Regions from separate parts of the Homo sapiens genome. Here regions 2, 3, 4 and 5 are each linked to region 1. A link is a contact called in ENCODE Hi-C or POLR2A ChIA-PET data. All regions are on one chromosome and are shown on one strand. The core of a region is the stretch at or near the end of the contact, and the rest is flanking DNA. Distances in the headings are between cores, read along the strand shown. Region 1 holds the start of GEMIN8 (gem nuclear organelle associated protein 8). Region 2 holds the start of CA5B (carbonic anhydrase 5B). Region 3 has its middle 31 kb from the start of TMSB4X. Region 4 holds the start of ZRSR2 (zinc finger CCCH-type, RNA binding motif and serine/arginine rich 2). Region 5 holds the start of CA5BP1-CA5B (CA5BP1-CA5B readthrough).

Evidence for each region. Hi-C counts contacts between places; a loop is a spot of excess contacts on that map. ChIA-PET counts read pairs that join two places held with the same protein, here RNA polymerase II (POLR2A). Pooled maps may share reads with other maps.
Region 2: a loop to region 1 is called in a pooled map, with 12 times the contacts of the local background. The contact joins the promoter of CA5B here to the promoter of GEMIN8 in region 1. A Hi-C loop is called at or near these places in 6 of 50 pooled maps. POLR2A ChIA-PET finds 5 or more read pairs at or near these places in 2 of 52 experiments (HEK293 and WTC11).
Region 3: a pooled map shows a loop between it and region 1 (10-fold over the local background). The contact joins the enhancer-like site here to the promoter of GEMIN8 in region 1. A Hi-C loop is called at or near these places in 5 of 37 single-sample maps with no recorded cell type and 6 of 50 pooled maps. POLR2A ChIA-PET finds 5 or more read pairs at or near these places in 1 of 52 experiments (activated CD4-positive, alpha-beta T cell).
Region 4: a loop to region 1 is called in a pooled map, with 13 times the contacts of the local background. The contact joins the promoter of ZRSR2 here to the promoter of GEMIN8 in region 1. A Hi-C loop is called at or near these places in 7 of 50 pooled maps. POLR2A ChIA-PET finds 5 or more read pairs at or near these places in 2 of 52 experiments (OCI-LY7 and activated CD4-positive, alpha-beta T cell).
Region 5: a loop to region 1 is called in a map of B cell, with 18 times the contacts of the local background. The contact joins the promoter of CA5BP1-CA5B here to the promoter of GEMIN8 in region 1. A Hi-C loop is called at or near these places in 6 of 168 maps with a recorded cell type or tissue (B cell, CD4-positive, alpha-beta T cell, ascending aorta and 2 more) and 15 of 50 pooled maps. POLR2A ChIA-PET finds 5 or more read pairs at or near these places in 1 of 52 experiments (activated CD4-positive, alpha-beta T cell).

The regions. Positions count from the first base shown.
Region 1 is chrX:14,028,570-14,031,269 of GRCh38, forward strand. GEMIN8 (gem nuclear organelle associated protein 8) reads right to left here and starts at 1,323. Exons shown (of 5, transcript NM_001042479.2): 1 at 1,208-1,323. RefSeq lists enhancers at 912-1,412, 1,413-1,913 and silencers at 1,290-1,489, 1,524-1,663.
Region 2 is chrX:15,736,829-15,739,528 of GRCh38, forward strand. It overlaps CA5B (carbonic anhydrase 5B), which reads left to right and starts at 1,442. Exons shown (of 8, transcript NM_007220.4): 1 at 1,442-1,524. All of the region lies in intron 4 of CA5BP1-CA5B (CA5BP1-CA5B readthrough), which reads left to right. RefSeq lists a silencer at 1,107-1,406.
Region 3 is chrX:13,004,793-13,007,492 of GRCh38, forward strand. No RefSeq gene overlaps it. Among named protein-coding and RNA genes, the nearest start is that of TMSB4X, 31 kb to the left of the region's middle. RefSeq lists an enhancer at 1,310-1,359. Within about 2 kb of position 1,384, at least 11 of the 41 ENCODE cell types and tissues checked have a DNase peak (open chromatin) inside an H3K27ac peak, as active enhancers do.
Region 4 is chrX:15,789,133-15,791,832 of GRCh38, forward strand. ZRSR2 (zinc finger CCCH-type, RNA binding motif and serine/arginine rich 2) reads left to right here and starts at 1,352. Exons shown (of 11, transcript NM_005089.4): 1 at 1,352-1,404; 2 at 1,802-1,881. The coding sequence starts at 1,364. RefSeq lists enhancers at 1,230-1,679, 2,338-2,700.
Region 5 is chrX:15,674,068-15,676,767 of GRCh38, forward strand. CA5BP1-CA5B (CA5BP1-CA5B readthrough) reads left to right here and starts at 1,391. Exons shown (of 12, transcript NR_160544.1): 1 at 1,391-1,711. It also overlaps a transcript of CLTRN not described here and the pseudogene CA5BP1. RefSeq lists enhancers at 320-823, 1,056-1,674, 1,347-1,466.

The DNA.
Region 1 (2,700 bases), core at 73-2,572:
CTTAACTGTTCAAAACTTTCCCCCGTCATTCTCATCTCACCCTATCCTTTAAAAAAAAACCCAAAATGATTAATCACCATCTATAGAACAGTTTCAGAATGAACATTTCTCTCTGGAACTTTAGTTTGTATACTTCCCCAGCACAGCAATGAACACACAGAGGGGATTTATACACCTGTGAACTTGCTTTCAGTTATGCTTATTCCAAGTTACTAACCAGCAGTCTTTAAAAATATATGGTTTCTGTTCACATTGAAATTACAAAGAGACTGTTATTCCGATAAATTATGCTAGCAAAAATAGTATTTTTAAAGGGTAGCTCTCATCCTACAATTCATGGGGGCTGTGAGCATAAATAATCCTAGAAGTGTTGCGTTACTAATCTTTAGTCTAGATTTTTTAAGTAATATTGTTCTGATTTGAGATGAAGAACAGCTGAATACACAGCCTAGCCTGTCAAACGAGTTTAAAAACATCATTCCTGAAAAAAATAAAATTGTTCAGAACCATCTGATCTGTACTAAGGGAACATCAAGATTTCAGAGCTAAAATGCACTTCGTTGGCCACTGGTTCAATTACAGCTCATTACTGATAAGTGGGCAGAGACACAAGGCCCATAAACTGTAGGCGCCAGATGTCTCAAGATAACTCCCACCAAAAGCTGACCTCCTGCAGAGGTTAAAGTGCAAGAGAAAAGAAAGAAACCCGAATTTTTGAGCAGAGAGGGCAATATCCTAGACATCCTTCAAGTATGTGGCTGTCCTGGGCGATCTTCTATTCAGATACTGGACTGGATGGGCAAAATCCGAATTCACCTACAGACCTTAACACGGTGGTTCTCGGCACCCCAGAATCACCTGGGCAGCTTTAAAAACTACCGATGCCAGGGCCCCACTATTAGAGATTCTGATTTCATTGGTCCGGGATGGGGGCCCGGGGATCAGAATTCTTAAAGAGTCGTCCAGTGATTCGGAAGCACTGCAGAGCTGAGAGCCTCTGGGACTGGTCCCCTCTCACAATTAACCTGCAATGATTTAGGAATCTCATGGGCCTCCGGCCCCACCTTTTGTCGCGGGATTAAGATAATTATGAGAGCAACGTGACGTCCAAGACCTCGGCTCTCTGCGCATCAGAAGAAGCCAGGGCCCGGGGCGTCTAAGCTCCTCCCTCACTCCCCAAAGGAAACCCAGCCGTCCCCGAAGTCACCTCGTGGGCGCGCAGCTTGCGGATCCTGGGCGTTGGCCGCGCAGGGGCCTAGTTTTCCTTGGAGAGACAGAGGGGGAGTGGGGGACGCGAGGGAGGCGGCTGTTGCCGGGGCGACTGGAAGCGCGCTTCCGGTGCGGAACACGTGGCGTGGCGCGGCGCGCCGGAAGTCCCCCCCTGTGTCGCGGACGTCACGTTCGCACCGCAGGCGGTGCAGTGCTGGAGGCCGGAAGCTGCCTGCTAATCGGCTACCCCGAGTGGAGCGCCGGGGCGGCAGGCGTGGGATGGCTGCGGGTGGCGGGGCCGGCGGAGAGGGAGCTGCACCGGGCGGGGCACTGGGACTGTGGCGGGCACCCGCGCCGGGGGTCGGACGGTGCTTCTGCACCGGCGAGATAAGGGTCGCTTCTGCACCGCCCGGGTTTCCAGCCTTTAACTTTTTGTCCTTTCCTCAGCTTTCTTCGTTTTCCTTCCCTTGTCTTTACTTAGCCTTTTCTTTCTTCCTTTCTGTTTTCTTTCTTAACTAAAACAGTTTTAGTTTCTTAATTTGTCCCAGCGTAAAACACCCAGTCTTTGAAAATAGATTAACCCAGATCTCAGTTTGAGTGCGAGTCCAGTGCTAAGTTTGTAACTTCCCCAAGCCTCGTGTGTCTCATCTATAAGATATGCATAACCTAATGCAGAGTGCCTGATGCATTGCAGCAGACAAAACATTAGTACTAATATGTTTGTAATTATAACCATCACAGCAATACCTGCCCTGTTAACATTACAAGAGTCATTAACAAGAACCAAGCATAAACAATTAGAAGTCTTACGTGACATATCATTTCTGGGGCAATTACCATATTTAATACTTTCTGGGAATTTATTCCAAGGAAAAACAGGTACGAACCAGATAGATGTTTATTACAGAATTATTTTAAAAAGTGAAAATTGGAAAAGACCTAAATGCCCAACAAGGAAATGGCTAAGTCAATTGGGTGGTATTAATGACGTGACATTACTGTATTATTCCTGGACTACAGAAGAATTAAAATGGTATAGAAGAATATTAACTTTAACAAATATTTACTGGATGCCGGCTATGTGCCAAGTATTCTATGTTAGCGCTGTCCATTGTAACCACTACATGTGGCCCTGAGAACCTGAATTGTAGTAGTCTGAACTGAGATACACTGTAAGGGTAAATTACACTCTAGATTTTGAAGAAGAATGAGAAAAAGAATGTAAAATACCTCAATTTCTTTATAGTGATAACATCTTAGAGAAGGACTATTGAGGTTAAAGACTAAAATTTGATCTTTATCTTTTTACTTTATTAGTGTGGCTACTAGAACATTTAAAATTATATATGTGGCATGCATTGCATTTCTATTGTACCGTGGTATTCTATTTACCGGATACACAGTAGTAAACAATACAGTTTTGGGGCTCATAAAATTAAATCTTTTGTGTAGAACATAGACAATAAGCAGATAAATAGAATTGTATGTTGT
Region 2 (2,700 bases), core at 192-2,691, 1.7 Mb after region 1:
GCAAAAAATGACTGACAGTTGAAACATTTTATAAATGAGGCAGAGTTCTCAGGGTCAGGGCGAGCATAATGAAAGTGTTCTGTTGAAAGTTGTTCTTTTCTCTGTGTTCCTTCTAGCCCAACATTTTGAATATTCTCACTGTCTTCAAGCCAGAAATGCAAGGGAGGAGAAGAAAAAAGAACTGTGTGATAGTAAAATCTTTATTGTTGGCATATGAAGCAATATAAGTAGCAAATTTTACTTCTACAAAGGGGGGAAATTATATATTTCTATACATGTGGAAGAGTAGATATTCAGTGAAGATTTTTTGATAATTTATTGTGTAAAGAAATGTACTAAATACTATAAAAGTGGCTTCCTATGTTTACTACCCCCAAATATTCCTACTAATGACCTGAGATTACCAACTCCTTTTCCACCTATTAACCTTTTGCCACATCTTCCCCAATTTTCTCATCCAAACCCAAGTTGGGGCAACTTCAGACTGTAAGCTTCTTGAGGCTTGTCTTGTTTGTCAGGGGAGCATGTACTCAATAAATGAAATTTGCATGAATGAGTCAGAGATTTATGTACACAGGGGAAGAAAGCTGGTTATAGCTTCTTCATATTTTTCACGTGGACCCAGAGTTGTAAATTGAGGGAAGAAGGATAGCAGAGTAATCTCAAAGCACAAAGTGGGGGTGATGTCTTCACACGCCCTCAGCAGCAACGGGGCACTGGGTGCTTAGGAAAGCCCATCTGAAGGAGACATCAGGAAGTAGAGGAATTCTGTTTTTTCCACTCATCTGCCTAGTATTTAAGGTCGGCTAAGAGGCTAGAAGGAACACATCCACAGTTCTGCTTTAGAGGATATGAAAATTGGGCTGGAAGGAACACGGGTCCACAGTTCGAGTTCAGAGGACATAAAAACTGGCTCAAAGAAACTCGGGTAAATTGGACATGAAAACTAGCGGGAAAGGACACGTTCAGTGTTTGTTTCCCTACTGAGTCACCTGTTCCCAGCACATAAAGTCGTGGTGTTTGGAGATGGGAGGAACCGAGGGAAAGTCACTTTTTAGATAAGGCTCTGAAGCCCCAGGTCTAGTTTCAATCCACTAATGCGGCCAGCGGCGAGCAGGAGGAGGGAGGATTGGTCCGGCGGGGGCGGGGCCAGAGCAGGGCTCAGAGGCGTGGCCCAGGCTAGAGGGAAGAGCCCAGGGGGAGCGCAGAGGCGGGGCTAGGAGGGAGCAGGGGTGAATGGGGGCGTGGCCCGGGCGAGAGGGGCGTGGCTGTAGCTAAAGGGGTGTGGCCAGGGTGGAGGGCAGAGACTGGCACAGTTTGGTTGGGCGTGACCGGGGCAATAAGTACGGACGTAGTGGGGCGTGGATCTGCCAGGTGGGGGCGTGGCCTCCATTGAGGGGCGTGGCCCTGGTATGTGGGGCGTAACAGGGCACGAGGGGGCGTAGCTTCGATGGCCGGACGTGCAGGCTGCGGATCCCCGTAGGCGAGCGAGCGGCTAGGTTCGTGATCTGGAGAGACGCTCAGGTAAGGACGGGTGGCCGAGAGGAGTGGGGGGCGACCAGGGACAGGCCGATCCAGACAGGGCCGTGATTCTTCCCACGACTCTCCGCTCTGGCGCACCGGGTTCCGGAGCTAGGAGAGCTGTTGATCCTGCGAGTATTGTCTGGGTCCCGGCAGGGCGCCCGGGAGTACTGAGTGGGGCCTAATGGGGTGTCGAACTCCCCCACCCCAGCCCTCTTCCTCCACTATGGGAGTTACCAAACGGCTGTCATCCTTTAAGGTTCTTTGCACAGGACGCGATAACAGCTGTTCCAGAGAAAAGGGGGTGGGGGCGCGGGAGAGCAGTTCCTTGGTAGGTAGGGTTGCCAAGGTTGGTTGAATCCAAATAACTCCAGAAAGTCCAGCCTTCTGTGAAATAGCTAGAGACGGGGGTAAGGGCGACAAATCTGAGGTTGCGGTTCCAGAAACCGAGGCTCAGTAAACTGGAACTCCCTCAGATCTGCATTGTATCCGCACCACCCACTATGCTAGGGGCTGTGGAGAGACTCACAGCCACTCACCCCCAAGACAGGGTATCAGCATCACAACTGTGCCATGCGGGCAAATCTGAGCTTTCTTCACCCTGCAGTTCTTTCTTCTGGCCTTTTTGTTTTGTGCTCAGCCCTAAAGCTGAAGGAGAGGAACCTCCAAATACAAACCTTGTTGGTTTTCGTGATTCTTGTGGCATTCAATGTTAAATGCTTCTGCCCCGAGGCTTGTGGCAATTGGTTAATATTGATGTCAGTGCCCTTCCCTCCTGTGTATTTTCGCTGGGAAAGTTTGAGAGATAAGGGGAGTTGATGTGTACAACTTAGTTTGAAAAGAACTTGTTCTCTCCTAGCCACTGAAAACCGCGTTGCTTTCTGCTTCCCATTCTTCCTTTACTGATAATCTGGCCATCACTCTGCTGTTTAAAAGTCTTGCTAGAGTATGGAGACAAGTAGTGCTATTTCTGTGGTGAGAGAAGCTGCCCCAGAGCATACCCTTGAATTGTCCCTGCACATCTCTCAGGAGTGGCCACTCTTCTTGGGTATGTTGGAAGTGGAAAACCGTAAAGCTTTCTAGGAATATTTTTTACTGAGGTTTTTTTTTTTTTTTAACCTCAGCATCAGGGTTGGAATTCACTGAAATGCCAAAAGCAGCAAGGGCACCGTTCTCTGT
Region 3 (2,700 bases), core at 134-2,633, 1.0 Mb before region 1:
CCCCATTAACCACCTTTTCCACCTGTACTTCAGTCTTACTTGCAAATTGTTTTTTCTCATGTCTTTTCATCATAGTCTATACAATCATCTTGTCAACAAGTTATCGTAAAAATTGTTGAAAAGGATCTATTAATTCTCAGCCCAGAGGCTGTCCTTTGGATTTCTTTGTGACTATTGCTTTGGTCTTACATGTGGCTGATATCAGCTTGTTTTGAAAATCCAAACACTAGTCCACATTTTCACCTAGTAAAGTCATTGATGCCTTCTTTGTGGCCAGTTATAAGGAGCTTTTTCATCTAATTCATGATGACCCAGGAACCTTACCTCCATGACAAAAATGTTCCTGGAACTCAGCTTCCCAACGTCATCTCTACTTCAGTTCTTTAGGTTGCCAGATGTTGAAGATAAATCACTTTAACTGTGGTTGCATAGAATTGGTTGGGAATCACATGAGTTTCTTCATGTAAAAACTACCAAGACCTCTGCTTTGGGTCTAGATCCTGGTTTATGCTGCCTTCTTCAAAACTAAGGGGAGATGCTGGGACTTGCTGTTAGCTCCATTTTTTTTTTTAATTGCATGATTCTCTGACTTTGCTGAGGAGTTGTAGATCCAAGTTCAAACATACATTGGCAACTACACCCAAATGCAGCCAAGATACAAGGGTCTACATGTGATACAGGGTCTAATTAGCCATGTGACTTTGGACAGGTCATTCTCTCTGGCTTTGATTTTCTCATTTGTAAAATGATGTATTAAATTGGGGCAAAAGTAATTGCAGTTTTTGCCATTAAAAGTAATGAATTCGGTTCTTCCTAATAATTGAATTAGGTTCTTTCCAGGCCCTTTTCTGGTTCTTTCCATTTCTAAAGGTCTATGATGAATAGGCCAACCATGTCATCATGGGTTCCAGCGCAGCACCCTAGAGCCCCACACCTCATTCCTGGCAGGCACGCACATCTCCAAATAGGGCTCCTTAGTTTTTAAAGAAGGGAAAACGGATAAGGAGAACTGAAACCCACATACTTTCAGTTCTGACTTTGTGAGTTTTGAATTTAAATGCTTTCTCATATGAAACAGTGAGTGGGCAGAAGCATTCTACAAGAAGAGAGCCCTGAAGTTAGATGAGCAATGAGCAATCCCTTTCTGTTGGTGATTCTCTTTTGAAACAAAACGCATCACTGCTCAAAGCTCAACTGCCAAAAAAAAGAAAGAAAGAAAGAGGGAGAGAGAGAGAGAGAGAGAAAGAAAGAAAGAAAGAAAGAAAAGAAAGAAAGAGAGAGAAAGAAAAGCTAAGAGTAAGGAGAAAAAAGAAAAAGAGAGAGAGAACCCACCACCCTGTGCGAACAGCACAGCTGAACAAAGGGAAATAGAAGGTAGTGGCATGTGAATCCACGTGGCCCTTTGCCAACCCACTTGCCTCTCACGCTGCCACACTTGCATATATCAGGGTAATTTCTGGGATGGAGGTTTTTACTGAGCACTTGTTGGCAGAGAGATTTTCTCCCAGTCTCATGACGTTCACAAAAAGCTAGTACTGAGAGGAAAAAACTGCTGGGACTTACATGTAATAGCATCTTCCAAGCAGCTCTATAAGATGACTAACATTTCAGCTGGACACGAGACAAAACTTGGCACCAGAAATGGTGGATGATGGTGCACCACCACTGCTTCATGCAGCCCACTATCGAGGCAAGGGGGTCTGAGCACATTGCCTGCAAATAATATGTTTGCAACTTTTCAATTCATTTGAGTCCTGACTTAAAAAAAAGCGTGCCAGGCAAATGATCATCTGCATGACTTTTCAGAAGGTTTTGCCCTGCTAGCCCTTAAATGATATGTGAAAACAAATCAGGGAGTTGGGGCCATCTGAAATGTAGCTTGAGAGGGTAAGAGAAGATGGAGAGACATGCTAAGGGTTTAAATAGGAGGAACCAATGAGGAAAAGCACATGACACTATTATAGTGGAATTTTGCCTTTTTTTGGCCATTCCTGTATTTCCATAGTTGTAACCATTTGTTACAAGCTATTCCTCTGATTTTTTTTTTTTTTGCATCTTATAAAAGTGAGGAGTCTATAAAAGACAACATTTTGTAGGCCTGCAGCCTTTGCATCTAGTTTTTGGAAATAAGTTGTTACTTATCTGCCTATGAATGCCTTCTCCCAGCTTTCCTCGAATTTTTTGAGGGATGAGGAAAAATTAGTTTCCTTTTAAAATACGGAACCCCTGGAGAACATTTGTTTCTCAGAGAATGATAAACAAGGAAAGGGGATGTGATGCATACAGCAAATTTAAAAACATTATCAGGCTGGATGCAGTGGCTCATGAAGCTTGCATTTTAGTGCAAAAAAACAAATAAATATATAATGTGGCAAGTGTATTGCTAAGCATTTTAGAGAAAAGTGAAATAGGATAAAAGGATTAGAGAAGAAATGGGAGGGTGGAGGGTCCATGCTATGTTGTAGGTCATGATTGTAAATACCATTAAGTCTAGTTTCCATTCTCCCTCTGTGCAGATGAAGAAACTGAGGCACTAAAGGAAGACATGACTGCCCAGGGTCTCCCAGCTGGCTAGGCACCCACTGGGAATGAAACCCAGCTCTCCTGACCCAAGACAAGCCCTCTTTTCTCCCATCTCGACACCCGCACTTGGAAATGGGTTGCTGCAGTAGGAATTTGAAGTCTAGCATTTTTTCCCCT
Region 4 (2,700 bases), core at 102-2,601, 1.8 Mb after region 1:
ATTGCACTTTATTTTGTTTTGTTTTTTTGAGACGGAGCCTTGCTCTGTTGCCCAGGCTGGAGGGCAGTGGTGCCATCTCGGCTCACTGCGGCCGCCACCTCCTGGGTTCAAGCAGTTCTCCTGTTTCAGCCTCCAGAGTAGCTGGGACTACAGGCATGTGCCACCACACCCGGCTAATTTTGTATTTTTAGTAGAGACGGGGTTTCACCATGTTGGCCAGGCTGACGAACTCCTGACCTCAGGTGATCCACCCGCCTAGGCCTCCCAAAGTGCTGGGATTACAGGCGTGAGCCGCTGCACCCAGCCTCGAACTGCACTTTAAATTGGATAGCTGGGCGGGCGTGGTGGCTCGCGCCTGTATTCCCAGCTACTCGGGAGGCTGAGGTGGAAGGATTGCTTGACCCCAGGAGGTCGAAGCTGCAGCGAGTCGTGATTGCGCCACTGCACTCCAACCTGGGTGAAAGACAAGACCCTGTCTCTAATATATAAGAAATGAATAAATAAATAAATTCGATTGCCAAAATTCTTGCTGTTCCCAGCATATTCCACTTTCACCTTTCAGCGCCTTTGCTTATGCTGATCTGACTGTAACTGCATTCCCACCCTTCTCCTTCTGGGTAAAGGGCATCTTCTTTCCAAACTCAACTCTTAGCATCAGAAAGCTGTCCCTGATACTGCAGTTGAGTCGCATGTGATACTGAAAAAAAAAGAAAAAAGGAAAAAAAAGAGAGCTCTCCCTGAATCCCTTGGTGGACTATGTTAGGTAAACTTCATCTTTGCCTGCATCATATTATGTATTGGTTCTTCTCTGCCCCCTCGATTGTAAACTCCTCAGGGGCAGAGGTAACAGCTTTGCAGCCCTGGGAGTTAGGTTTGCTTAAGGGACCAGAACAGGTGTGACTGGCAGGGAGCGAAGTCTGGAGCTTTGTCTGAGGCGCTGATAGGTGGATCGGCGGAAGGACGCGGAACCTGGACAGGTCGGAAATAAAGCCGGGCGAGCAGCTCTGTGCGCGATGTGACTTCATGAGTGGATGCTGAGAAAAGCGGCAGAGTACGACTTTAACCGCCTAGCCACAACACGTCCTGCTAGGGCGAGGAGGGAGACAGTGATACAGCACTGGGCAAGTGCTGAAGCGACAATTACTTCTAGGGCGGGGTAAAAGCCCCAGAGTATTTTTGCTGGAAGGAGGTATTTATTTGAGCAGGGTTCTGGAAGACGAGCCGCCGAAGGGTACCTCCGGCTTTCCGTTTCAAGTCCCACGCTGGTGGAGGTTGCTCGGTACCCGCGCCTGCGCGTGCCCGTCTCGACTCTTAGGCCCGCCCTTTCCTGCCAGACCTGGAGGGGCGGGGCGGTGCCGGCAAGATGGCTGCGCCCGAGAAGATGACGTTTCCCGAGAAACCAAGGTAAGCGCCGTACGGGGAGATGAGCAGGCGAGCGGGCCGATCGTGGGCATGGAGGATGTGGTGGCAGGAAGAAAAGAGAAGCTGGGCCAAGCTAAGTGAGCCACCGCGGCAGCTCCATTCCTTCCTGGTGCGCGCTCTGGTGCCCTCCCCGGACTTGCACGGGCGGCTGTGGCTCAGGCAAGCGAGGAGAGGATCAGGTTGGCGGATGGAGAAGAACTGTCTGGGAGTGGGAGGATGAGGCGATGATAGATGGCTGTTCTGTAATTAAAATACAGGAAGCAAGGTTTCTCTCCTCAGCACCCGAACTATTTCCTTTCATTGGGCACAGAGGAGCGGGGAGCTCGGGCAGCGCTGCATTGTAGCCGCTGATCGTCGTGTATATGTCTTAATCTTCCAGCCACAAAAAGTACAGGGCCGCCCTGAAGAAGGAGAAACGAAAGAAACGTCGGCAGGAACTTGCTCGACTGAGAGACTCAGGTGATGGACTCTTTATTCTGTTTTCTGTGTTGTGAAATTGCTCTGTCCACTCCAGCCCTAACTTGAAGCCCCAGTGTCAGAAGGAAGTCAAATATTGTGTCGGAGGAAAAATAGCTGTGACTTCTGCCCCCAAGTAGTTATTTAGAAACACATGTCAGAAACAATGTTAACATACTAAAGGCAGGAAGAGGAAGTCTTGGTGAATGATCGCCCACTGATTCTGTGTAACTTATAAAGTATCTAATATTACAGTTGCAAGCTTCATGAATTACAGCAGCTAGCACAGTCCTTGCACACGTAGTAAGTATTCGGTGAATGTTTTTCTTCGTAAAACCAGCAGGAGTTGAAGGTATTAATTAGACGTTTTGCAAGTTTTTCTCAAACTTGACTAATATGAGACCCTTGGTTTACCCAAATTATTATGTTATTCAAATATATATCAACATAATACTAGTTATGAAGCTCATTTATTTATTTTTGAGACAGGGTCTTGTTCTGTTGCCCAGGAGGGATGTGCACAACCACGGCTCACAGCAGCCTCCACCTCCCAGGCTCAAGCAGTCCTCCCACCTCAGCCTCCCTAGTAGCTGGGACTACAGGCATTCACCACCACACCTGGCTAATTTTTTCTTTTCTTTTCTTTTTTTTTTTTTTTTTTTTTGAGACGGAGTCTCGCTCTGTTGCCCAGGCTGGAGTGCAGTGGCACGATCTTGGCTCACTGCAGCCTCCGCCCCCTGGGTTCAAGCAGTTCTCCTGCTGCAGCCTCCCGAGTAGCTGGGATTACAGGCGTGCGCAACCACACCCGGCTAATTTTTGTAT
Region 5 (2,700 bases), core at 141-2,640, 1.6 Mb after region 1:
TTGACTCTTGTCTTATTTCTTACTGGAACATAGTACTTGATAAATCTGTCTTGAATGAATGAATGAATGAATGGCTAATGGAAAGTGTCCATCCTCTAAGAATGTCCGTTCAGAAATTTCTGGACAGAAAAGCTGGTAATAACCTCCTCACTTTTTTCCTGTGAACCCAGAATTGCGAATGGAGGGAGTAAAAAAGCGTAATCTTGGAGCAGGGGGCTGCAAACAGAGGTCTGAATGTGGTGGTGTCTAGACAGGACCTAGAGAGCATTAGGGCACCAAGTGCCTAGGAAAAGTCATCAGGAGGACACATCAGGAAGTAGAGGAGTGTGCTTACTCCATGTATCTCCCTAGCATTTAAAGTCCGCTGACTTTAAATGGGCTGGAAGGAACACGGTTCCAGTTTATCTCCATATCGGGTTAAAGGACATGAAACCTAGCTAGAAGGAACATTGCTCCACCACTGGCCCATCAGTTCTGTTTCCTACTCGGTTTTTGCTTAACGAGTTGTGGTGTTTAGAGTTGGGAGATACATGGAGAAAGTCACTTTTTAGGAGAGGATCAGAGATCCGCAGGCTCATTTCACTCTATAAATGCCGCGGACATCTGGTTCCAGGACCTGGACAGTCCTCTCTGGAGACTGGTGGGCCCCTCCAACACCTCCGTGGCTTCCCGGGATCAAGTATCGCACCTAAAAGGAGCGCAGAGAGCGTGCAACTGGCGGGAGAGGCGTGACCAGAGTGGAACCAAAAGTGGGTGGCCTGGGAACCTAACGCGTGACCAGAAGTGAAGGTAGGTAAGTGCGCATGCGCAGGATGCGAGTGGCCAATGAGGACCACAAGGTTGTAGCGTGTGGCCTGAGAGGACGGCCAGGACTGGCCAGAAAAGAGAGGTGTGGAATGCAGTAAGAAAAGTGACGCGGACCAGAGGGGTCTTGCCTGTTCCGAGAGAATGGAAGGGGTTAGCCACGGTGGGAACGGCCACGGCGGGAACGGCCCCGCCAGTGAGGAGCGCAGGCAGCAAGGCTTAGCGGAAGAGGCGTGACCCAGGCGTACCGCAGGGGCGTGGCCCGAACGAGCTGACTTTAGCCCTTACGTGAAAGGCGTGGCGTAGTCGCAAGGGTGTAAAAAAGAAATTCGAATTCGCGGGACGGTCGGCCTCAGGCGGAGTAGGGACGTGAGCCCAAGGGAGGGAGGTGGGGTAGGCAGACTAGTTGTGACTGGATGATCACTGGGCGAAGGGTGGAAAAGTGGCCACAGATGGAAAGGCGGGCTGCGGAGTAGTGACCGGCAAGGGAGGTGGCGCGAAAAGGGAAGTAGGGACATGACGTAGTTGGAACGCAGAGACGTGCCTCGAACGTGGGGGGCGCGGTCCTTACGTGTGGGCGTGCCTTGTTGCTCTGAGGGGCGTAACAAAGATGGTGGAGCAGGCGGAGGGCAGAGGCGTCGGCAAGTTAGCGTGCAGGCGCGTGGCAGCGACAGGAGATGTGTAGCCAGAGCGCAGAGCAGGTGTGGACTCCGGCGCTGGGGAAGCGTGGCCAGGGCGAGATTTCAGCCTGGGTCGGGGACAGAATGGGGACTGATAGGGGCGTAACCTGGAATGACGAAATGACGTTTGCTGCGTAGGGACGTGGCTAAACGTGAGGGGGCGTGGCCAAGATGGCCGCGTGCGGGATCCTCGGGTACCGGGAGCGAACGAGGAGGTTCTGGCTCAGGTAAGTCGTTCGGGTAAGGGCGGGCGGCAGTAAGGAGCGTGGGCAGCAGCAGGGCGTGGTCTGCTTGAGAGGGCAGGAACTGTGCCACTTGCCGCAAACATGACCGCGTGCCGCTATCGGCCCTGGAGCCAGAGAAGCTTTTGGTGCGGCGAGGTTGGCCGGGGCCCTGGCGGGGCTTCTCTGAGGAATGGGAGTGGGAGGCTGGCGGCGGGGAAATAGCCACTTCCCCACTCTAGCCCTCTTTCTCCGCTATGGGGATCACCAGACATCCTTTTAGGATTCTGTCTATTAAAAAGTAGAACAGCTTTCCCAGAGACATTGCGGGATGAGAGGAGTGTCCAGAAACCAAGGAGCAGCAAGCTGGGACTCCCTCGGGTCTGCATTGTTGATATTCCCACCTGACTATGCTAGGGGCTATGGACAGACACAGCCACCCCAGAGTAGATCAAAAGCACAGTTGTGTCCCTTGGACAAATCTGAGTTTTTCTGTTGTGCCTTGCCCCAGAGCCGGAGGAGAGGAACCTCCAAAATGCAGACATTCTTGGTGGCTGGGATTCTGTGTGATATTCAGCGTTAAATGCTGCTGCTCTGAGGCTGCTGGAAACGCGTTAGTATTAATATCTGTGTACTTCTCTCACATTTACTTTTGCTGGAAAAGCTTGGGAAATGACTTAACGAAGATGCGTAAACCTTAATTTGTTTATATGCTCCTTATTAGCCACTGAATACCACATTGCTTTCTGCTTCCCCTTCTTCTTTACTGATAATCTGACCATTTCCACTATGCACTTTGAAAGTCTTGCTGGAGTATGGAGAATAGTCAGAAATCTCTGGTAAGATGCTGCCCCGCGCATCTCTCAGAGGAGTCACTATTCATAGCCTGCATCAGAGTTCACAATGAACCAAAGTTCACCCCACCTCCCCTGTCTTCAGGGACTTAGTGAAAAGCTGCACTGTTCTTGAATATTTTGGAAATGAAAAACTTTCTG